Linked DNA regions of Homo sapiens: region 2 is linked to region 1. The links are chromatin contacts, found by Hi-C in ENCODE. All regions are on one chromosome and are shown on one strand. The core of a region is the stretch at or near the end of the contact, and the rest is flanking DNA. Distances in the headings are between cores, read along the strand shown.

The links. Hi-C counts contacts between places; a loop is a spot of excess contacts on that map. Pooled maps may share reads with other maps.
Region 2: a loop to region 1 is called in a map with no recorded cell type, with 31 times the contacts of the local background. The contact joins two enhancer-like sites. A Hi-C loop is called at or near these places in 4 of 37 single-sample maps with no recorded cell type and 2 of 50 pooled maps.

What each region holds. Positions count from the first base shown.
Region 1 is chr20:1,535,579-1,540,687 of GRCh38, reverse strand. SIRPD (signal regulatory protein delta) reads left to right here. Exons shown (of 4, transcript NM_178460.3): 3 at 3,378-3,533. It overlaps LOC105372499 (a long non-coding RNA gene), which reads right to left. Exons shown (of 4, transcript XR_001754464.2): 3 at 676-931. Among named protein-coding and RNA genes, the nearest start is that of SIRPD, 20 kb to the left of the region's middle. Within about 2 kb of position 2,832, at least 13 of the 41 ENCODE cell types and tissues checked have a DNase peak (open chromatin) inside an H3K27ac peak, as active enhancers do.
Region 2 is chr20:5,076,757-5,081,756 of GRCh38, reverse strand. It overlaps a transcript of TMEM230 not described here. Among named protein-coding and RNA genes, the nearest start is that of TMEM230, 34 kb to the left of the region's middle. RefSeq lists enhancers at 1,106-1,265, 2,771-2,840. Within about 2 kb of position 3,101, at least 23 of the 41 ENCODE cell types and tissues checked have a DNase peak (open chromatin) inside an H3K27ac peak, as active enhancers do.

The sequences.
Region 1 (5,109 bases), core at 1,583-4,082:
GTTCTGCACATGTATCCCAGAACTTAAAGTATAATTTAAAAAATCAATTTTTTAAATAATTCCATGTATATGACATACTCAGAATAGGCAAATCTATAGAGACAGAAAGTAGATTAAAGACAGAACATTTCTTATGATTTGGGGGATGGTGGAAAGATAGGGAAAATGGAGGTTATTACATGAAAGGCATGGAGTCTTTTTTGAGATGATAAAAATGTTCAAAATGACTGTGGTTATGATTGCACATATCTACAGACAAATATCTGCAAATATTGAATTGTACATTTTAAATGTGTAAATTGTATGGTGTATGAAGTACATCTCAATAAAGTTGTTTAAAAACCAAATTTAGTCTCTTACAGTTCTAGAAGCCAGAAGTCTGAAATCTGCATCTCTGGACTGAAATCAAGGCATCAGCAGAACTGCTCCTTCTGGAGGTTCTAGGAGAGAACATATTCCCTTTCTCTTTTGGCTTCTGGTTTGCTGCCAGCATCCCTGGCCTGTCAGCAGCATAGAATAAATCTTCAAGGCCAGTGTCTTTAAATCTCTCTGTGTTCCATTTTCACATTGCCTTCTCACAATTAAGCTACCAGATTCTTAACAAATCTGTATTAGTCATCTATGCTGCATAACAAATTACCCAAAACTTAGTGATTTCAAACAACAAACACTTACTGTCTCCCAGTGTCTGTGAGTCAGGATTCTAGACATAGTTTAGGTTGAGTGATCTTGGTTTAAGGTCTCTTTTAAGGCTGCAATCAAGGTGTCTGCCAATAATGCAATAATCCAAAGGCTCAACTGGAGAAGAATCCACTTCAAGCTCACTCCCATGGCTATTGGCAGGCCTCAGATCCTTGCGGGCAACTGGCTGAAGACATCAGATATCTGCTACATGGGCTTCTCCATAGGACAGCTCACAACATGGCAGCTGCTTCTCCTCAAGAAGCAGGAGAGAGGGGAAGAAGAAGATACAAGTCACAATTTCTTTATAAGCTAATTTCAGAAGTGACATCCTGTTACTTTTACTTTTTCATTAGAAGTGAATCACTAGATCCAGAGGAAGGGATTACATAGTGGGGTGAATGCCAGGAGCTGGAGATAATCTCAAAGGCTGACTACCACAGCAGTTCTCTCAGTAACTAGGAGGACATGCAGACAAAATGTCAGTAAGGATACAAAAGATTTGATCAAGGTGATTAACAAATTTGATGTAATTGAGCACTGCACCCAACAACTGAAAAACACAGCTCCTTTTCAAGCCCATGTGAGATATTAACTAAAATTAATCATAAGCTTGGTCAAGAAGCAAGTCTCAACAAATCTTGAAATATCAAAATTATATAAGTATGTTTTCTGATCATTGTGGAATTAAACTATAAATATTTACAAAAAGATCATTAGAAAATCCTCATATATTAGGAATTTGGGAAATAATCTAAATAACTGATTTATCAAAAAAGAAATTACCACAGATACTAGAAAATATTTTGGACTAAATAATAATTAAAATACTGCACATTAAACTTGAGGCATGTAGTTACTGCTGTACTTGGAATTTATAGCCTTAAATCCCTATATCAGAAAAATAAAAATGATTGAAACCCAGTAATGAAAGCATCCATTACAACAATTTACTAAAACAATGACAAAGGTTTAATTTTAGTGTGGTCAGTGGGGGTGGGGAAGATGTTGCCAAGGGTGCTGTCTAGTTACTACTGCTGCATAGCAAAACACCCCAAAACACAAGGTCAAAAAAACAACCATCTTATTATGATCAATGACACTGTGGGTAAGGAATTCAGACAGGGTACAAGAATGACTTATCTCTGCTATATGTTGCCTGGGGTCTCAGTTGGGAAACTCACCTGGGGATGACTCAACTGCTGGGTCATCTGGAAGCTTCTTCTTTTACATGTCTGATGATTGATAATGGATATTGGCTGCATCTTAGCTGGGATGTCAGTTAGAACTCTTACATGTGTCCCTGCAATGTGATCTCTTCATGCATGCTAGTTTGGGCTTCCTCATAGCATGGTGGCAAGGTTCCAAAAATTAGCATCCCAAGAAAGCCAGGTAGAAATGCAGGGAATTATTATGGTCTAGCCTCAGAAGTCACATCACATCCCTTCTGTTGCAGTCACAGACCTGCCCAAACTCAGGGGGAGGGAACATATGCCTACATCTCCATGGGAAGAGTGTCGAAGAGCATGAGTGAAGAGGGACCTTGTTGCAGTCAGCTCTAGAAAATAGAATCTGTCATCAGTGAAGACAGGGATTAGAGTTAGAACAAAGAGTGCTAAACGGAACACTCTGGCCAGTTCCTTGTCAAGAAATCCCTCTCAGAAAAAATGTTTAACAAGCTAGAATAAGGTGTCGAGGGGAGAGGGACACTCATCATGCTACAGAGCAATCAAATCTCATCGCTGATTGGCCCCTTTCATTCCACCCCTTCTCATCACCATTCTCATCACCAACATCCGGTCAGCCACTGGTAAGGAGGCAGGGGTGGGGAGCAGTGGGGAAACTGAGTCACAGGAGGCAGTGTCTGGCACTGGGTCCACAGAAGTGATGAGCTCATGGCTAGAGGCTCTGAATGTGATTTCATGTGCAGGTGGCTGCTGCTCAGAAGGAGGAGAGGAGATGTATTCTTGGTGTGAGTGTTTCTACATCTCCTCCACTCCCTTCTCCCAAGAGGTGGCCCCAGACTAGGGACAGAAAAAAGAGATACCCCTCCTCCTCCCAGCTGCGTTTCTGCATGTCACTGTTCCTGCAGTATGAGCACACTAAGGCCCTGCACCCCCCGCTTGACACACACAGGCTTCTTCCCCTTTTCTCTAAAACAGAAACTATCCTCCTCCTCCCAAGATCGAACTCCTTGCTCACTCAAAGTCACTTCCCCTGTAAGCGTACTTTGAAGAGCCAAAGCCTCCCATCAGATATGGCTTCAGGATCATTTTTACAACTGACACCTCTGGAGTGGGGAAAAACAGGGATCCACACCTGTGAAGCCCCATTCCCGGGAGCCCTCCTCCTGACTAGCTGCACAGCTCATCTGAGCCCAGGTCTTGGACTATCACAGGAGGCTGGACACACCGTTCTCTATGGCAGACCCTGTTCCTGGGCTCCTGGATGAGGAAGGGTCACCAGCACACCTGACACAAAGTGAGGGGCCCAAAGGACACAGCCTAGGCACTAAGGGTGTCTGCCAGGGCCCCTCCAAGCACCTTGGGACCCTTATATCAGTAACTTATTAGCTTGTGTCTGATTCCTATTTCACAATCTAGAAACTGGAACGGTCATAATCCTACAGCCCTTTCCTCCCATCATAGTAACTTCCTCTTATATCATGGAACACATAGTTTTGCCTCTCTCAGCAGAGCAGAATCCAAGACCTCCCAAGAACAGACCTGCAGGCAGAGCAGGCTCCAGGGCCCACCATGATGCCCATACCTGCCTCTCGGCCCTGCCTGAGAGAAACAGCACAAACTATTTCGTCCAACCCTGCTGCTGCCTCCGGCTGCTGGGACTCACAGGTGAGTGCCCCCACCCTCAGGTACCATGATGCAGGGATGCTCTCCTGAGTTTGGCGGCGGTACCATTTCGCCACCTGCAGTGGGGCGGATGAATCTCTGTTGTCCTAGGGCCTCTTTCTTTGCCACCCCTTCCTCTTTAAGACACTTCCCTAAATAGTTTGTTTTATAACTAGTGTCTCCAAAACAAATCCTTCCAGAATTCTTCTTGCTTGGAGGGGTTGCTTTCTCTCCCATCCAGGCGTTTCCCCATGACAGGGGTGCCCAGTCCCTCTCACTTCCCACACCCCTGATGTCCTGTGAAGGTTCCACGACCCCCTAGGCCTGACCTGCAGGACCTGATGCCATCCTGAGAGAAGAAGTAGAGGAGCAGCATTTGACCCCTTGGTCCCCAGGAGGGAGACAGGGATGCTGTCATTAAGATGAGTACACATGGATGCATAGGTGATTAATAGATAGATTAGATAGATAGATAGGTAGATAGATAACAACAAGTACTACACATGCAATGTAGAACTATTAGAAAAAATTGCTAAATGGTCCTTTTTAGACTAGTAAGTCTCCCAGAATCTCAGAAACCTAGGATTACGTTCTTGATGCGGGTGTTTCTCCTGCCTGTCTACTCTCTTCTCTCCAAAGATGATCTGCACAGTCAGGAGAGGCAACCATTCTTCTCCCAGTGGTGTTAACATCTCAATTTAGAGTCCAACTAATAAAGTGGTTAAAAGCACAGGCATTAAAAAAAAAAAAAAAAACGACAGGCCGGGGTTCAAATGCAAGTTTCATCATTTGTAGGCTGTTTGACTATGGATAAGTTACTCAACTTCTCTGTGCCTCTGTTTTCTTGTCTGTGAAATCGGGATAAATAATAATGCCTTTCCAATACAGTTGTGGTGAGAATCAAACTAGTTAATTAATATAGTTAAGTTTTTGGAGTAATGTGTAGCACACAGAACCACCTATGTGAGCTCTGGTTGTTACAGCCTTTTAGGGCTTAATAAGTGCAAATATGAGCCCACGAAAATAGTCCTGCTGCATCCGGCCATTGCAACTCTCACTCTGTGTCTTTGGCAAGTCTATGTCTTCACTTAGAACTCACAGAAGTCATGGGAACTGAGAAAGGTCCATCAGGCTTGGTAGAAGAAGGAACTGAAAGCCAAGCAATGGTGTGCGCTTCCTAGAATCACCAGGTTGTCAGGGCTGGAGCCTGGCCTACTGGACTTGCAGTTAAGAATGGAAAGCCCATTTCACAGAAGTCCTTCTATGAGCACAGTCCTGAGTGTTTCTCAAAGATTTTCAGGTTTCAGTATCACAACAAAATTGCAAGAGGAAGTTTTACTTTCCACATTGTATACATTACATAGATAAGAAAACAGAGCCTCAGGGAGGTTATTTTCGCAAAGTAAAACACCAATGTCAGTCCTTTTTCTGTTGCTTAGAATAGAATACATGAAACTGGATTATTTATAAAGAAAAAGAACCTATTTCTTATAGTTGTAAAGGCTGAGATGTTCAAGGTCAAGGGGCCATATTTGGTGAGAGCTTTCTTGCTGGTGGGGACTCTCTAAAGAGTCCTGAG
Region 2 (5,000 bases), core at 1,852-4,351, 3.5 Mb before region 1:
TCATTTAGTGTCAAGGCCTCCAGAAAGGAGGATCATCTGACTCTTGAGTGTCCACACTGGCTAAGATGTATTTTGTTTTGTCTAGGCTTTGGGTACTGGTGATACAGGTAGCTGTGGTTTTGTTCCCTGTTCTCAGCTATGAACATTCTTCTGATCTGTGTCTCTTAGCTCCTTCTGCACCCCATTTGGGCATGTGGGAGCTTTAGGTGGCGTGTGTGCCTACTTCGTGGGAGTGTTCAAGGTTCTTTGCTACCTTTGGGCTCCTTCTGGACACACATCAAATTGTTCTGCTGCTCCGCCGGGGTGCGTGAGAACCATGTGGGCTGCCAGACCCAGCTCCCCTGCTGTGCCCATAGCCTTTTCACTGTCTTGCCACTTCCCAGACTCTACTTAGAAAAAGGGCATGGGTCCCTTCCGATTCCAGCTTTCTGGCTTGTCAAGGATATCTCTTGTTCTCCTGCTGGCAGCTCGCCCCTTCCATCCCCCACCGCCCACTTACAGCAGTTTTTTGGGCTTCTAGGGGAGGGGATAAGATGCAGGGACACATCTCAGATTCAAACCCACATGCTTCTCTCTAATTCTCCTCTTTCTCTGCATCTAGAGACTTCTAGTTAAAGAAGCACTTATCAAACAATCTATGATGGAAGACCAGTTTTGTTTTATTTCCAATTGTCATGAATTAATCTTTTTGGCCTGTACACTGTTGAATGAAATGAGTCTGCCAATCATGCACTTGGATATTGTGACAACATCATATTGCTGTAACAGCTGCTAAATGTTTGTTCTCAATATCTGTACTTAACTCATCATGGACAGTAACAGACAGTTCATGGATCAGCAGGGGTCCAGGGGCCACAGTGTGTAACCTGGTATAGAGTGTCACTCGCCTCATCTGCTATTTCAAGTCTGAGAAAGATGGCTGGGTGCAGTGGCTCATGCCTACAATCCCAGCTTTGGGAGGCCAAGGTGAGTGGATCGCCTGAGGCCAGGAGTTCGAGACCAGCCTGGGCAACATGGTGAAAATTAGCCTGGCGTGGTGGCGCATGCCTGTAGACCCAGCTATTAAGGAGGCTGAGGCGGGAGAATCACTTGAATCCGGGAGGCAGAGGTTGTGGTGAGCCGAGATTGCGCCACTGCACTCCAGCTTGGGCAATAGACTGAGACTCCATTTCAAAAAAAAAAAAAGACAGAAAGACTTTAGAAACTAAAAATTTCAAGAACTTGACTTCCTTTTTCTACATTCTGCTGTGTCATTCCTTCCCTAAGCCAGTAGGCACTGAACACGCTAGCTGCTGCCAGGCTGGAGAGAAGCAGTCATGGGGTCACAGAAGACAGTAGAAATTAAATTGTATCAGTTAACACAGCAACTTTCAGTCTTGCTGTAGAAATGAGAAGTATGAAACTGGTACAAAAAGAAAAAGGAAAGAAACAAAGATGAGCAACTAATCATAATTTGTGAACACATTAATTGCAACTTACAAAAACCAAGAGGATTTTTCTTCTTTATTTTCCGGCGTCTACATTAAGGACACAGAGATTTTTTCAAAAAGCTGTTTGCACTAATAAGAGAGCTTAGCAGCAGGATAGATGATTACAAATAATATCAAAATTGAGAGAACTTCTACTCTACTAGAATAACATTTAGGAACATTGTCTCATTCACAATAACTATAAAACAAAATACTTGAAGATCAAATTAATAGAAAGTTACTGAAGATAGTAACCCAGCTTTTATTAGTTTTATAAAATAATCTTCTTAAGTATCTCAGTAAGATGTAATGATTTTTTTCAAACAAACAAAAACTATGCAGTTTTTTAAACTAAAAATACAAAAGTTAGCCAGGTATGGGGGTGCATACCTGTAGTCCCAGCTACTCGGGAAGCTGAGGCAGGAGGATCACCTCAGCCTGGGAGGCAGAGGTTGCAGTGAGCCAGGATCGCACCTCTGCACTCCAGCCTGGACAACAGAGCAAGACCCTGTCTCAAAAAAGAAAGGAGAGAGAGAAAATAAGGCTTTCCAATTTTTTTTTCTTCTTTTTTAAAAATTTCAGTGAATTTCAGTCGTGAGTGACCATTCTCCCAGGAGATGGAAAGATTATTTCATTACACTAGTAAAAGCTGGGTGCAGTGGCATGCACCTGTAGTCCCAGCTGAGGTGGGAAGATGACTTGAGCTCAGGAGTTGGAGGCTGTAGTGATCTATGATTGTGCCATTGCACTCCAGCCTCGGTGACAGAGCAAGCTGTCTCTAAAAACAAAACAAAAACCTAAAGTCTCAATATTATAAAGAAATGCAAATTCATCTACAAATGCAATTCCATTCTAATCAAAATCACATAGAAGGAGTGGGGGAATTCAACAAAGTGGTTCTGAAATCTATCTAGAAATAAAAGATTAATATAATAGCCAAGGAAAAGTCAAAGGGGAAACTTGAGAATACTTAACCTCTTTGATATTAAATGACATTACAAATCAGGCATGCTGTCTTGTGCCTGTAGTCCCGCTACTCAGAAGGCTGAGGCAGGAGGATTCCTTGAACCCAGGAGATCAAGGCCAGCCTGGGCAACATGGCAAGACCCTGTCTCTAAAACAATAAAATAAAATGGCATTATAAACCTACAGAAATTAAAACAGGGTGATTCTGCATAGGCATTGAAAGAAAAATCAATGGAACAGAAACACTATGCAAAAAGAGTCACAAATATCAGCAAAATTTTGTATGTGATAAATGGGCAATTAAAATCACCAGAGAAAGGATAGCTTGTTTAATAAATAGTGTTGGAATAACTAATTAACAAATGTAGGCTGGGCCCATTGGTGCATGCTTGTAGTCCCAGCTACTTGGAAGGCTGAGGCAGGAGGATTGCTCGAGGCCAGGAGGTTGAGGCTGCAGGGAACCATGATCACACCACTGCAGTCCAGCCTGGGCAACAGAGCAAGAGTCTGTGTCTCAAAAAAACACACCAAAAGACAAGTGGCCCAGTTCTGTGGGCTCATGTTTGGATTGAACTTCCTCATCTCTTAAAGGAGGGCGTCGCCACATGACTTGCCTTGGCGAGGAAATGTGAGTTCAAGCAATATGTGTCATTTCTGAGTAGCGGCTCTAACCGCCAGTTTCACTTTCCCTCTGCCACGGTCCTAGAGTGATCGTGATGCACAACAGAGCCCCGCGTTGACCCATAATGAACACAAAGTGCGAGAGTGAAGTACACCTTTGTTGTGTTAAGCCACTAGATTTGGGGGTTTCTGTCATGCAGCATATCCCAGCCTACCCTGGATGATACAGTCTCTATCTCATACTTCACACCTGTTAGAGGAAAAACAAGTCACCCCAGGAAATTAGAAACATGAATGATTAGCATTTGCTGGGAGTATCTGTGCTTCCAAAGAGGGTGATAGGGAGAAGCCATTGTTTATTCAACAGAGTGAAGGACCGGCTACATAACTTGTAACTTGTGGGGCCCAGTGCCAAATGAAAATGCGCAGTCCCTTGTTTAAAAACTGATTAAAAACTTCAAGAGGGTGACAGCAGAGCATTAAATCAAGCACAGAGTCCCTCTAAGCATGGGTCCCTGGGCGTCTACACAGGTCACACACCCAGGAAATCATGAAGCATCTTTGGCTGTGTCTAATTGACATGTCTGCATCCTCCCTTTTCTCCTGAGCCAGTTTCTACTGCTCTGCCTCAGATTATACTTCCATGGGGCAGTGAGGTTGATGTCTGTGTGTCATTCATGAAGTGTTGATACAAATATCACCTCAGTGAAGCTAAGCCCCCAGGCCCCATGCTACTTATCTCTGATCCTGATTCATTTTTCTCCTTAATACTCACTACCATCATAGTATATATTTCACAAATTTATCTTACTTACAAGTATTTCCCCTAGTAAGATGGAATCCACAAGGGCACAGATTTTTTTTTTTTTAGTTGAGTCTTGCTCTCTTGCCCAGGTTGGAGTGCGCTGTTGCAATCTCAGCTCACTGCAACCTCTGCCTCCCAGGTTCAAGTGATTCTCCTGCCTCAACTACCCAAGTAGCTGGGACTACAGGCGCCTGCCACCACACCCTGCTAATTTTTGTATTTTCAGTAGAGATGGAGTTTCACCATATTGGTCAAGCTGGTCTTGAACTCCTGACCTCAAGTGATCCACCCACCTCAGCCCCCCAAAGTGCTGGGATTACAGGTGTGCGCCACCATGCCCAGTTAATTTTTGTATTTTTAGTAGAGACGGGATTTTGCCATGTTGACCAGGCTGGTCTGGAACTCCTGACCTCAGGTGATCCACCCACCTCCCAAAATGTTGGGATTACAGGCGTCAGCCACCACACCAGGCCAAGGACCAGATTTTTGTCTATTTTGGTCACTGTGTAACCTCAACATTTAGGATAGCCTGTCAGATAGCTGGGACTCAGTAAATGTTTGGTTTTTGTTTTGTTTTGTTTTGTTTTTGAGACAGGGTCTTGCTCTGTTGCCTAGGCTGGAGTGCAGTGGCACAATCTCAGCTCACTGCAGCCTCTACTTTCCTGAGCTCAAATGACCCTCCCACCTCAGTTTCCCGAGTAGCTGGGACTACAGGCACATGCCACCATGTTCAGCTAATTTTGTTTGTTTTTTGTAGAGATGGGGTCTCACTATGTTGCCCAGGCTGATCTCGAACTCCTGGGCTCAAGCAATCCTCCTGCCTTGGCCTCTCAAAGTGCTGGGATTACAGGTGTGAGCCACTGCACTCTGCCAATATTTGTTGAAAGAATGTATGAATGAATTTAAAGAATATCAATTGACTGGGCATGGTGGCTCACACCTGTAATCCCAGCACTTTGAGAGGCCAAGGTGGGTGGATCACCTGAGGTCAGGAGTTCGAGTCTAGCCTGGCCAACATGGCGAAACCCCGTCTGTACTAAAAATACAAAAATTAGCCAGGTGTAGTGGCGCTTGCCTGTAATCCCAGCTACTCTGGAGGCTGAGGCAGGAGAATCGCTTGAACCCAGGAGGCAGAGGTT